Regions from separate parts of the Homo sapiens genome. Here all the other regions are linked to region 3. A link is a contact called in ENCODE Hi-C or POLR2A ChIA-PET data. All regions are on one chromosome and are shown on one strand. Each heading gives the region's core, a stretch centred on a gene start or an enhancer-like site at or near the end of the contact. The rest is flanking DNA. Distances are from core to core; before and after follow the strand shown. Region 1 overlaps MVB12B (multivesicular body subunit 12B). Region 2 has its middle 90 kb from the start of LMX1B-DT. Region 3 overlaps MVB12B (multivesicular body subunit 12B).

Evidence for each region. A loop is a pair of places that touch in the nucleus more often than their neighbours do. ChIA-PET counts read pairs that join two places held with the same protein, here RNA polymerase II (POLR2A). Pooled maps may share reads with other maps.
Region 1: a pooled map of heart left ventricle shows a loop between it and region 3 (2.3-fold over the local background). The contact joins two enhancer-like sites. A Hi-C loop is called at or near these places in 3 of 168 maps with a recorded cell type or tissue (CD4-positive, alpha-beta T cell, naive thymus-derived CD4-positive, alpha-beta T cell and posterior cingulate gyrus) and 11 of 50 pooled maps. POLR2A ChIA-PET finds 5 or more read pairs at or near these places in 9 of 52 experiments (AG04450, CD4-positive, alpha-beta T cell, CD4-positive, alpha-beta memory T cell and 6 more).
Region 2: a loop to region 3 is called in a pooled map, with 4 times the contacts of the local background. The contact joins two enhancer-like sites. A Hi-C loop is called at or near these places in 3 of 37 single-sample maps with no recorded cell type and 9 of 50 pooled maps. POLR2A ChIA-PET finds 5 or more read pairs at or near these places in 4 of 52 experiments (CD4-positive, alpha-beta T cell, activated CD4-positive, alpha-beta memory T cell and activated CD8-positive, alpha-beta T cell).

What each region holds. Positions count from the first base shown.
Region 1 is chr9:126,429,515-126,432,772 of GRCh38, reverse strand. The region is part of intron 7 of MVB12B (multivesicular body subunit 12B); the gene reads right to left. Among named protein-coding and RNA genes, the nearest start is that of NRON, 21 kb to the right of the region's middle. Within about 2 kb of position 1,697, at least 2 of the 41 ENCODE cell types and tissues checked have a DNase peak (open chromatin) inside an H3K27ac peak, as active enhancers do.
Region 2 is chr9:126,522,528-126,525,795 of GRCh38, reverse strand. No RefSeq gene overlaps it. Among named protein-coding and RNA genes, the nearest start is that of LMX1B-DT, 90 kb to the left of the region's middle. Within about 2 kb of position 1,980, at least 4 of the 41 ENCODE cell types and tissues checked have a DNase peak (open chromatin) inside an H3K27ac peak, as active enhancers do.
Region 3 is chr9:126,469,469-126,473,162 of GRCh38, reverse strand. All of the region lies in intron 7 of MVB12B (multivesicular body subunit 12B), which reads right to left. Among named protein-coding and RNA genes, the nearest start is that of NRON, 61 kb to the right of the region's middle. Within about 2 kb of position 1,987, at least 16 of the 41 ENCODE cell types and tissues checked have a DNase peak (open chromatin) inside an H3K27ac peak, as active enhancers do.

The DNA of each region.
Region 1 (3,258 bases), core at 448-2,947, 40 kb after region 3:
TCGAGCTCAATGTCTGCAGTCAAAGAGACCTGGGTCTGAATCTCAGCCCTGCCACGTACCACAGGTGTAACTGTGAGCTGATCACAAGCTCTCAAGACCTCAGTTTCCCCATCTGTAAAAGATTTTCTTGGTTAAGGATTTGTTGGGATTAAATAACATAATGCATGGCAAGTGCATATGCCATACCTTACACAGGGTAAGTAAGAGGAAGGCTGGGTATTATTCAGTAAATTCATTTAATTAATTTAATCCATTTTAATAATGCAAAAACAACTAAATGTGTTTCAATGAAAGAAGTTGCCTTCATCATTTTCCCCTCTCAGCTGAGAGTTTATTATTTTGAGAGAGACAGAGGTAGAGAAAGAAACAAAAGGCTAATTTGGTATAAGCTGCCTCTAGGCAGGAGTGTCTGGTCACACTACTTCATTCACTCCAGAGTAAACCTCTGAAGAAGTGCTAAGAGCAGGTGAAGGGCTGGGCTCAAGGGGGTTCCCTTTGTTTTCAGCATTTCTCTGGCCAGGTCTACAATTATGCTGTCTCTAAGGAAGGGAATTATCAGGGGGAAATGGGCATATTTCTGCTGAAAAACTAGACAAAGAAGATAAACATACAGGGAGAAAGGTATCAGAAAGTTGGTTTTTCTGTGTTCATGTGTTTAGGAACGTTACAGTCAAGGCAGTGTTTGGACAGAATGTCTGTGAAGTCCAGGGGCAGTAAATGCACATTTGCTGGCCACTGCGAGGCCTGGGGCATCTCAAGCTGCAGAATATACAAGCCTCCTTCCCACATAGCTTTAAGTCCTGGGAGGTGGGCATTACCACCTCCACCTTAAACACCAGACAATGCCTGGTGCACAGGAAGCGTCCCATAAGAATGAGCCGACCTATTGCTATGTTCAAATGATCGATATTGTTACTGCAATTGCTGATATGGAGAGATGTGGAATTTAGATCCAGAAAGGCTAGGATCTCTGCTGGCCTCACTCGGCTAGTCGGTGGGAGAGACAGGGCCTGCACCCAGCTGTTTGGGCTCCCACCCTGCTTCATCCAGCTGCCCTCGGCTGCCTGGACCACAGATTTAACCCTTTTCCAAGTTAAGAAGGGGATGTGGCCCATTAAACCAGTGCCGCCTAAGCTCTGCCATGCTTAAAAACCAAAAAGAGAAGGAAAGCACAGTGGGAAGGTGGCCGCCTGTTTAAGAGCACTGAGGTATCTGTCACCTAGTAATATTTTTATTTTTCATGATGACTTAACTGGAAAAAGTCTTAACTTCTTCCTACCCATGGGGCACAGGAAAAGCAGAAATGAAAGCCTAGAGCAGAAATCAGCCCCCCAGGCACTTTTCCTCCAAAAAACCAAAGGTACATTGAAAGATTTTATAGAAGTTGCAGCCTCACGCTGCCAAGCACTTCTCTCCTTCCTGCCCCCAAGCCATCATTCTGTCACCTTCTTGAGAAAGGGATCGTGGGCTGCTTGCCACGGAAAATAGCCCACTTCTAAGTGGTGATGCGTGACAGAATGTCTCGGCTTCCAGGGGGTACTGAGCTGAGCCATGCCAGAGAGCCTTTTATTGCAAGTTTCTCTGGACTGAGGAAGAAATTTCCTCTGAGCACTCTGAGAAGTAATCTTATATATCAAAATTATATAAGGAAGCACACGGCTAAGAAGATGAAGACCGTGCTGGGCCCAAGCCAGCGTGTCCCATGTGATAATTCTCAACAAGTCTTTGGGCTCTTTCTTGGATCACATCCCTGTAGGGGAGCTGAATAAGGAGAGAAGTGACATTCCTACACTGCTTCCTGGTTTATGAAATGTTCTTACCTACCCTAGATCTTCACAACAATCCAGGAAGGAAACGGGCATTACTGCATTGTTTTAAAGGTATGGATACTAGCATTGCCCAAAGTAGCATTGTGCAGGGTCCTTGTACAGTTCTAGAGGATGCTAGTCACATATTTTGTGCAGTGCACAACCTTGGCAACTGCTCACAGCAGCACTGTATGATGGCCAGTATGTGTCAGAGCCAAGATTCTGACCCTATGCTTCCAACCCCAAATGCCCTATCAGGGCAGCAGGCTTGCCCTCAGGAGCACAGGACAGGGCAGCTCTCGGTGACTGTTGAGTGAATGGAGTGAACAATCTTGCTCTTGTCTTTGCCTTTGTTTACCTACATCCTCCTCAATTAAAAAAAAAAAAAGAGGGGAGCCTCCATTCTCTCTAAATATGGTCTCTGCCCTCTCACTCAAGGTGCTCACAGGTGAAAACTCTCCAACAGAGTAGTGTGGGGTAAACCAGGAGAGAGCATCAGCAGCGGGAGAGGAATCAGAAAAGCCTGATGGAGAGGCAGCTTGGGAGTGGCCTTCAGAGCCACAGCCAGGGACAGAGAGAAGAGAAGGTGGTGAAATCTGAGCTGCTGGAGTGGCGGGGCAAGCATAGCGCAAGACAAAGGCAAGGAGGACGCAGGGAGCGACCCAGGCTGGTGGGACACGGGTGGGGCTGGTTGTTGACAGCCCCAACACCAGGCAGGTGAGGTCTGAGGTCTGAATGAATGCAGTCAGGCTGTGGAGGGGCACAAAGGTGTGATCTGAGGAGCAAGGGGACCAAGGAGGTCTTTGGAGAGATGAGTCAGCTACCTGGGCAACTGGGCTGAGGCTAGAAAAGCCTGGTCAAGGAAGAGAGTCAAGTAAGGGCTGGGCACCAAAGCCTGATACCTGCCAGACTGCAGCCCAGAAGGCCCGGGCCCACGGCCTTCTGTGGGCCCTGCATTCTAAGTGAGAATGCAGGTGTGCGAAGAGAGGTCCCACGCTTAACACTCAGCTGCAGAGGACCTGCTGGGGAACTGATCCTGACCATGGACTTCATCTGGAGTAAGATGACCCAGAGCCCAGCTCAGGGTTCTCAGGGTCTATCTCTCTGTGAAGTCCAGGAGGAGGCACTCGCACTGCAGAAAACCTCCAGGAGGCAGGAGTTCCCCAAGTGCCCTGTGTGTCTGCCTGCACACGCTGTTCATTAACTTCAGTGACACAGCCACCGTGGTGGATGTAGAAAAGCACATCCAATTAGCCAGGCCTACATGAATATTTGCACTCTTAAATCTTTTGCATTTCGAAAGGGTTAAAGCTTATTATTAGCATATAATTTACAGTCCTTTCTCCCAGGAAAGGAATAATGCACAGTAAATGCCACATTCATTTTAATAATACATGTTACAGTCTGTGCCCAACATCTGCACAAAGGTAAAGGAGACAGATTTTTTTGA
Region 2 (3,268 bases), core at 731-3,230, 53 kb before region 3:
CAGAGCACAGCTAGGCCATGAAGAGAGAGGGCTGGGGAGAGACCTTCTTGTTCAGTGTCTGGGGACAGCCCTCCTGTTTCTCTCTAGGGATGGCGTGTGGTGGGGAAGCCACCCTGGAGCAGCTTCATGCTCCCGTCCGAAAGAGCTCCTTCAGCAGCTCGCGGCTGAGCCACACGACGCCTCTGCTGGGAGGCAGGAAGTTGCATATTCCTGCCCGTGTACCCGGCAGAACGTTCTTTCCACGTCCTACCATTGACAAATCCTCTTGGACTTCCTGGTCACTTCATGATGACAGCGTGCAGAGGGAGAGCAGGTAATCAAAGGACGGCCATGATGAGGGCGAGGGGTTTTTCCTCCCAAATTTGTATGATGAAAATATCCAAACATACAGAAGAGTTGAAGGAAGAACAAGGAACACTCTCAGAGCCCATCCTAGAGCTGACGCGTAACCATGTCACACGCTTGCTTTATCTGTCTGTGTAGATACATCTCTAGAGCTATGTATTTTTTGCCGTAAGTTTGAAAGTAAGTTCCAGGCATCATCCCTAAATACTTTCGTGTGCTTTTCTAAGAATGAGGATATTCTCTAACCACAACACCATTATCATCTGAAGAAAATTAACAGTGATTTGAGACGGAGGGATTTTGGGAATTAGTCAAGGCGTAAGCGTTGAGACCTTCGTTAGATGAGGAGGTACTGTGTTGTATTACTGTTCGCAAAGCTTCCTTTGAGCTTGGTCCCCCTGCGGGGCAGCTGGAGAAAGATGGAATGACACTCCCATTCCAAAGTTTGAGATCTCCAGGGGAGCAGAGCACCACGCTAGTAGGGTAGGTGCTTGGGATGTGCACAGGGAACACGTCCCAGGCCAGAGGCCACCCCTGGGTCCCCCTTCATGCTCCTGGGCATAGAGGCTCCTGTTTTCCCAGTTCTGCCCCGTCCAGAGGAGAGGGGGGTGGAGCTTGGCAGGCAGATTGGATCTGGGCTGAATCTCTGTGAGACCTGGGCTGATTGGGCTTCCCCGCGACCAAGTCCTCAGCTCCCCTTGGGGTCACGGAAGCTAAGCTTGGGTGGGGAGATGTGGGGCCTTCCCAGGTGCTGAGCAACCCTTTTCTTTACCCTGTGGAGGGGACCTGGAGACAGGGACAGTGGAGGGGTTCAAGTGCCAAAATCTCCCCATCTCGACCCAGGGCTGAGATGGGTCCCTGGATCTTCCAGCTATGATGTCCCCAAGAATCTGCAAAATCTCCCACGACTCCTTCTGATGGGGGGTGTGCGTTGGGGCGTGCCCAGGTGAGAGCTGCAGATGGAGGCTGTGGGGTGACTGCATTTATCTGTGGGTGTGACCGAGCATCTCACAGGTCCAGGAGGGTGGTCCTCATATGTGCACAGAGACTGGAGGGGCGAGGGTGCATTTTGGTGCATGTATGGATGTCCCAAGAGCAGATCTGGGGTGTTCTCATGTCAGAATGTGGGTCTGTGCTCTGTGTAATGTTAGAAATAGGGCTTTGGGAACAGAATATTATTCAGCCTTAAAAAGGGGCAAAATTACAACACATGCTACAACACGGTGAACCTGGAGGATGTTATACTAAGTGAAATAAGCCAGTTACAAAAAGACAATGCAGAATGAATCCAGTTATATGAGGCATCTAGAGAAGTCAAGTTTATAGAGGCAGAAAATGGAATGGAGATTGCCAAGGGCTGGGGGACGGAGGAGTGGGGCGTTCTTACGTAGTGGGGACAGAGTTTCGGTTTTGCAAGATGAAATGAGTTCTAGAAATGAATGGGGTGATGATTGTACAACAACGTGAAGGTACTTAATGCTACCAAACTGTACTTTTAGATATGGTTAAGTGGGTGAATGTTGCATGATCTGTATTTTGCCACAGTGAGAAAAAAAAAGTGGGGTTCTGGTGGCCGTGACTGGCTGCCTTGTAAGGTTTCCTGTTTCTGAATGATGGTGACACCCACCCCGTCCCCATGTGACCTGCTTGCTCACTACTGTTTACCAGGAAAGCCAGAATATTGTCACTAGGAGAGAATGTTGTCAATCAGAGGAAATCTAACAGAGCCAGGGAGATGCTTTGGGGATCATACAAGTCTCAAACCCAAGACCCGTTTCTGGAAATGCTACCGTGTTCCAAGCAGATCTCACCAGCTAGGAATGGAAACAGAGGCATTCTGTCAAAGGAAAGAACTTGATGAGAAATTATTTTATGAAAGCCAAATTTTGGCATGTTTTCACATTTTAGTTTGTCAGAACACAGAGTAATAAATGTTAAACATGTTGTTTATTATTATGCTCGGTTGATTTCTTTATGATGACAATTTTATTTTTCAAGTTTGTCCTCGAGTGACTGCAGGATTCCAGAACAGAACGGGAGAGATGTTTTACAGTTTATCCCAGCAGGACCACTGGGAGAACAGTTTTTATTTAAAAAAAAAAAAAAAAAAAAGAGAGAGAAAAGGGGGTGGCCCAGGCCCCTGTTCCCCTCCCACGGTTGGGTCAGGGGTTGGAGTGGCGGCCAGGGCTGTCGTCAGGTCCCTGGTTATGAAGCTCTGCCTGCTGGCTGTGGTGGGATCTGTTACGGCTGCAGGGCCTGGCTGGTGGGAGGGAACTTGGCTCTGCTTGCTGCAGTCTTTGTTTCTGAAGCTGATGCCCGGTGGCTGGTTTGTGGTTGTGAACATGGGGAGCTCGAACGAGGAGTGGGAGAGGCCACCTATTTGGTGTGGAAGGCTCAGGAAGCCTGCCACAAAAGCCGCCCCACGGGAGAGGGGGACCAGTTGCGTGAGTTTCCTCTTCTAACTTCTCGTCTCCACCATCAGTGGATGGAGCAGGGGTTGGGTTCTAAACCCTGGTGGGCTGACGGTGGCGGAACCCAGGACAGCACCAGGAGCCTTCACACATTTGGCCCTCCTGTCACCTCCAGGCTGCGCAGGGCACCTTGCCTCTGAAAATCTGTTTCCTCAGCTGTAAAATGGGTCTCTGTGCCCACCCCTCGGGCCATTTCCTGGGAGCTCAGACTGAGCTGGGTGCTTCGGAGACAATGCTCCACCCAACTCTGTGTCCAATTCTGAATCCCATTTTCGGATGAGGAACTGGACCAGAGATGGAGAGCCACCTTAGCCAAAGTGCCCACAGCAGTGGGGGCAGCGAGGCTGGGTTAGGGTCCTGACTCTGTCTGCTTAGGATCTGCATAGGAAATCACCCAGCCTGGTTCAGGTGGGAGCTCTGTCCTGATGAAGTGATCTGGCTCCTGGGCTGAG
Region 3 (3,694 bases), core at 738-3,237:
TACTACAGCTGCCTCTGCGGGCTGTGGTGAGGGTGAAGAAAAATGAAATAAGACGACAGAGATAAAGCACCCACCACGTAGGGAGGGCTGGTCACCTAACCCTGGCTTCTGCTCTTACCAAAAGCCATGTGCTGGGGCAGGTTTCCTTTCAGTACTAGGCCAGTGCTTTCTTCTTCTTCTTGTTTTTAAATTTTTTTTTTATTTTTGGTGGCAGTTTTAACAAAATGCTGATCCACAGCATCGAGCTACCTCCAGCAGATGAAAGCAAGGATGTGCCGCTGGCTCTGTGGCGCAATTAGCATTCTCCTAAACAAACGAGCTTCAACAGAGCTGTAATTAAGCAGGCCTGTAATTAAGTATATGCCCTTTATCATAACGATCATGCTTAAAAATGGCATGATGCATGGAACTCTGTTATTAATGCTGTAATCCCAAACTGAAGTGCCAGTACATAGAAATCAGCATGTCAGGCCTGTCACCAGAGTGTTTGTAAAATACATTAAAGAAAAAAACCAGAAAACAATGAGCTCATTCAACTGTTCTTTTTACAATCAGGCACTACAAGTCAAGGGGATTGTGAATGCTTACAGATTCTACAAGGTTTAAACAAATAAAGCTCTAATCTGCTACTGTATTAATCCCACCCCCTATTTTAAAGGAGGAAAAAGGGGGTGGTGGGTTTTTTTTTTTTTTGCCAGCTGACCTGAATGCCTGTCTTTGCTATTCTCGGGGAAGCAGTCAGTCCAATCTGCATGCTGCATTTGTTTGGACATAAAATTGGATTCCTGCTTGCACAGACAGCTCTGCCATGAATCTGTAGGAACTTTGCCTGGCAACGAGATGGGATTATAGCTCCTGCATCCTCCCTTCATATGGGAACTATAATTTTACCTGCCAAGGCAGTCCTCCAGAGCCATCCCTTGATTCTCCCCTCCAAACACACACCTCAGACTTCTGCAGGCTCAACACAAACCCACCACTGACCAACTCCCAAGGCTCCGGACTTAGGACCACCCATTGCCCCGGAATACCTAGCTGCTCAGAGCCGCCAACCCTTATCCCTCCCCAACGTCTCAATACACAGCAGGGGTGAGGAAATACTCCAATCAACACATGGATTAATTTCAACATGCTTGATAAAGAGAGTCATAAAGTCATGTGGTAAAAATGTAAAAATTAAAAAAAAAAACAGACTCTATTACCAGCACCTCAATTGTTATCTGCTTAAAGTTGTCAAGCGGTGTTAAGTGAACTCGGGTAATAGTACCTCAAAGTACTTGCAGAGATGCTGGTGAACAATGAGGCTTATTGGCAGGTAGTCATTTTCGGAATAAAATTAAATGCAATTGGAGTGGTGGGAGGCCTTTAATTCTGTGTACCTGCCCGGGGCTTGGAGCTGTAAATAATCAGCAACCCTAAGCCTTTCTTCGCCCCTTTCCTGTGGCGTTTCAAAAGTCCTTTACAATTTGTAATGGGGAAAACGCCAACAACTCAAGATCTCAAGGCCATTTCTCAAAACTCATTTGCAAACCAAAACACGGAGCCTGTTTTGCTTTCTTGGTGATTTCACTTTGGGGATATTCCTTGGAAGATATTTGTAGATGCCTCCAGAGCTGTCTGCTCAGTGACATTCCAATTGAGTTTACACAGGGCCAACAACTTCCTTCTAGATCCCCAAAGTAATTTGTTTTGCCATGTTATTCATAAGCCAAAAGGAGTGATTTATCAGCCACTGCCGGAGCCTCCCGAGTCCCCCGCGTGAGAGGCAGCACGGGAGGACGGAGCACAGGCGCCGGAGTCAGACACGTGTGAACGCCGAGCTGGGCCCAGTGCTTGTTGGCCGTATGGCTTTGGGCAAGTCACTTAACCTCAGAGTCAGATTTTCATCTGTCATATGAGGATAATTGTGCCCACTCCGCAGCACCGCTGAGGGATCAGACAGCAACAGGAAAGAACAGCCTGACCACAGCAGCCACTGAGAAAATGGGGCAAGGCTGCGGTTTTATGTCGAAAGCAGCTGTTTCTGCAGGAAATGAGTTTAGACCAGGCCCCACTTCTAACTAGTTCTGTAATTTGGGACAAGTATTTAATCTCTCTGAGCCTCTCTTTCCTCAGCTGTAGAAGAGAGAAAATAATAATACCTGGACTGCAATGACATTCAAACAAGATAAAAACATAAAGCCCTAGGTACGAACGAACTGCTCAGTAACTGTTAGCCATTCGTATTAGTGTTAGTGTTATTACTGCTGTACAGAGGGAAATACCCTTTCACGGTTGACCTTTTTCTACCTGCTTTCACATAAGAACGTAAGTGCAGCCATATTAAATTACACAATCCATGGGCTGTGAGACCCAATCCAAAGACGTTTGGTGGGACGGAAGCAATGTTTGCTAAGGAGTCACTCATTGGGCACCCAGACCAGGGTGCCCTCACACCACAAACGAACATTCTTAGAGGTTCTATTTGGCATGAGCAATCTGGATTACACACACACACACACACACACACACACACAGAGCACTGACTCCTCCTAGGCTCCCCATCTCTACACAGAAGACTGTAATTGAGGGGCTCGCTTCATCCCTCTGCATCCCTAGTGCCCTGGGAGGAATCTAGGGCCACCAGCCCCCCCACCTCCTCCTTCAGGGCAGTCCCTCCCTCCAGGGTCCAGGGTGCAGTGCTGGGCTGCACAACCTCATGCAGGTCCAGGGCAGTTCTCTGAAAGCTATGGGAGCACAGAGGGAAGGCAGCTGCCCCACAGTCCACACCCACAAGAAACTCGACACACAACAAGAACATTCTCACTGAGCCTCAGAAGCTTGGATCTTGCTTCCAAGTCGAGCTTGACTTGCAACACCAGAGATAGCAGACACCACGGAGAGCCATGGTCTGGGGGACCCAATGAGTTACTCCTCAGCAAACATTGCTTTTGTCCCTCCAAACGTCTTTGGGTTGGGACTCACAGCCCCTGGGTTATGTAATTTAATATGGCTGCACTCCTGTTTTTATGGGAAAGCAGGCAGAAAGGGGTCTACCGCGAAAGGGTATTTTCCTCTGTACGGCAGTAATAACACTAATACTCACTAATACTAATACCAGTGGCTAACAGTTACTGAGCAGCTAGTTTGTACCTAGGGCCTTATGTTTTTATCTCATTTAAACATCATAGCAGTCCAGGTATTGTTATTGTCTTTCTTCCACAGTTTAGAAAAGAGAGGCTCAGAGACATTAAAGAAACATTTTTTTAACGTTATAAATATTTAATGGCTTGGGGCAGGGATCAACTGCATTTTGCTCAAGGTAAAGATAAAACGCAACTCAGTGATACTTTTCCACATGAGTTCAAAGGTACCCTGGTGGCTGAGGGGCCACTGGGTCAGTGCACACACCTGCTGCCCACAGCGACAAACGCAGAAACTCCTCAGTGAGCTCGAGACCAAAGGAGCTTTGTAGATGCAGAACAAAAAGCAGACCCAAGGTCCAATGCAGATACGTTACCACTAGTAGCGACCACATCCTCTGGAAGAAGGCATGCTCTAAAACAGGCAGTGTGATCTGCAGCCACGGGGGGTAACTGACAGCAAGGGCCTGACAGGCATGGCCTGTGACTACGGAGCACGCCTGTCCCCCAGGCTGAGCATCACATACACCCCTCGGTTGTGGAGCAGGGAACCTCAGGCTTGGAAGACGCAC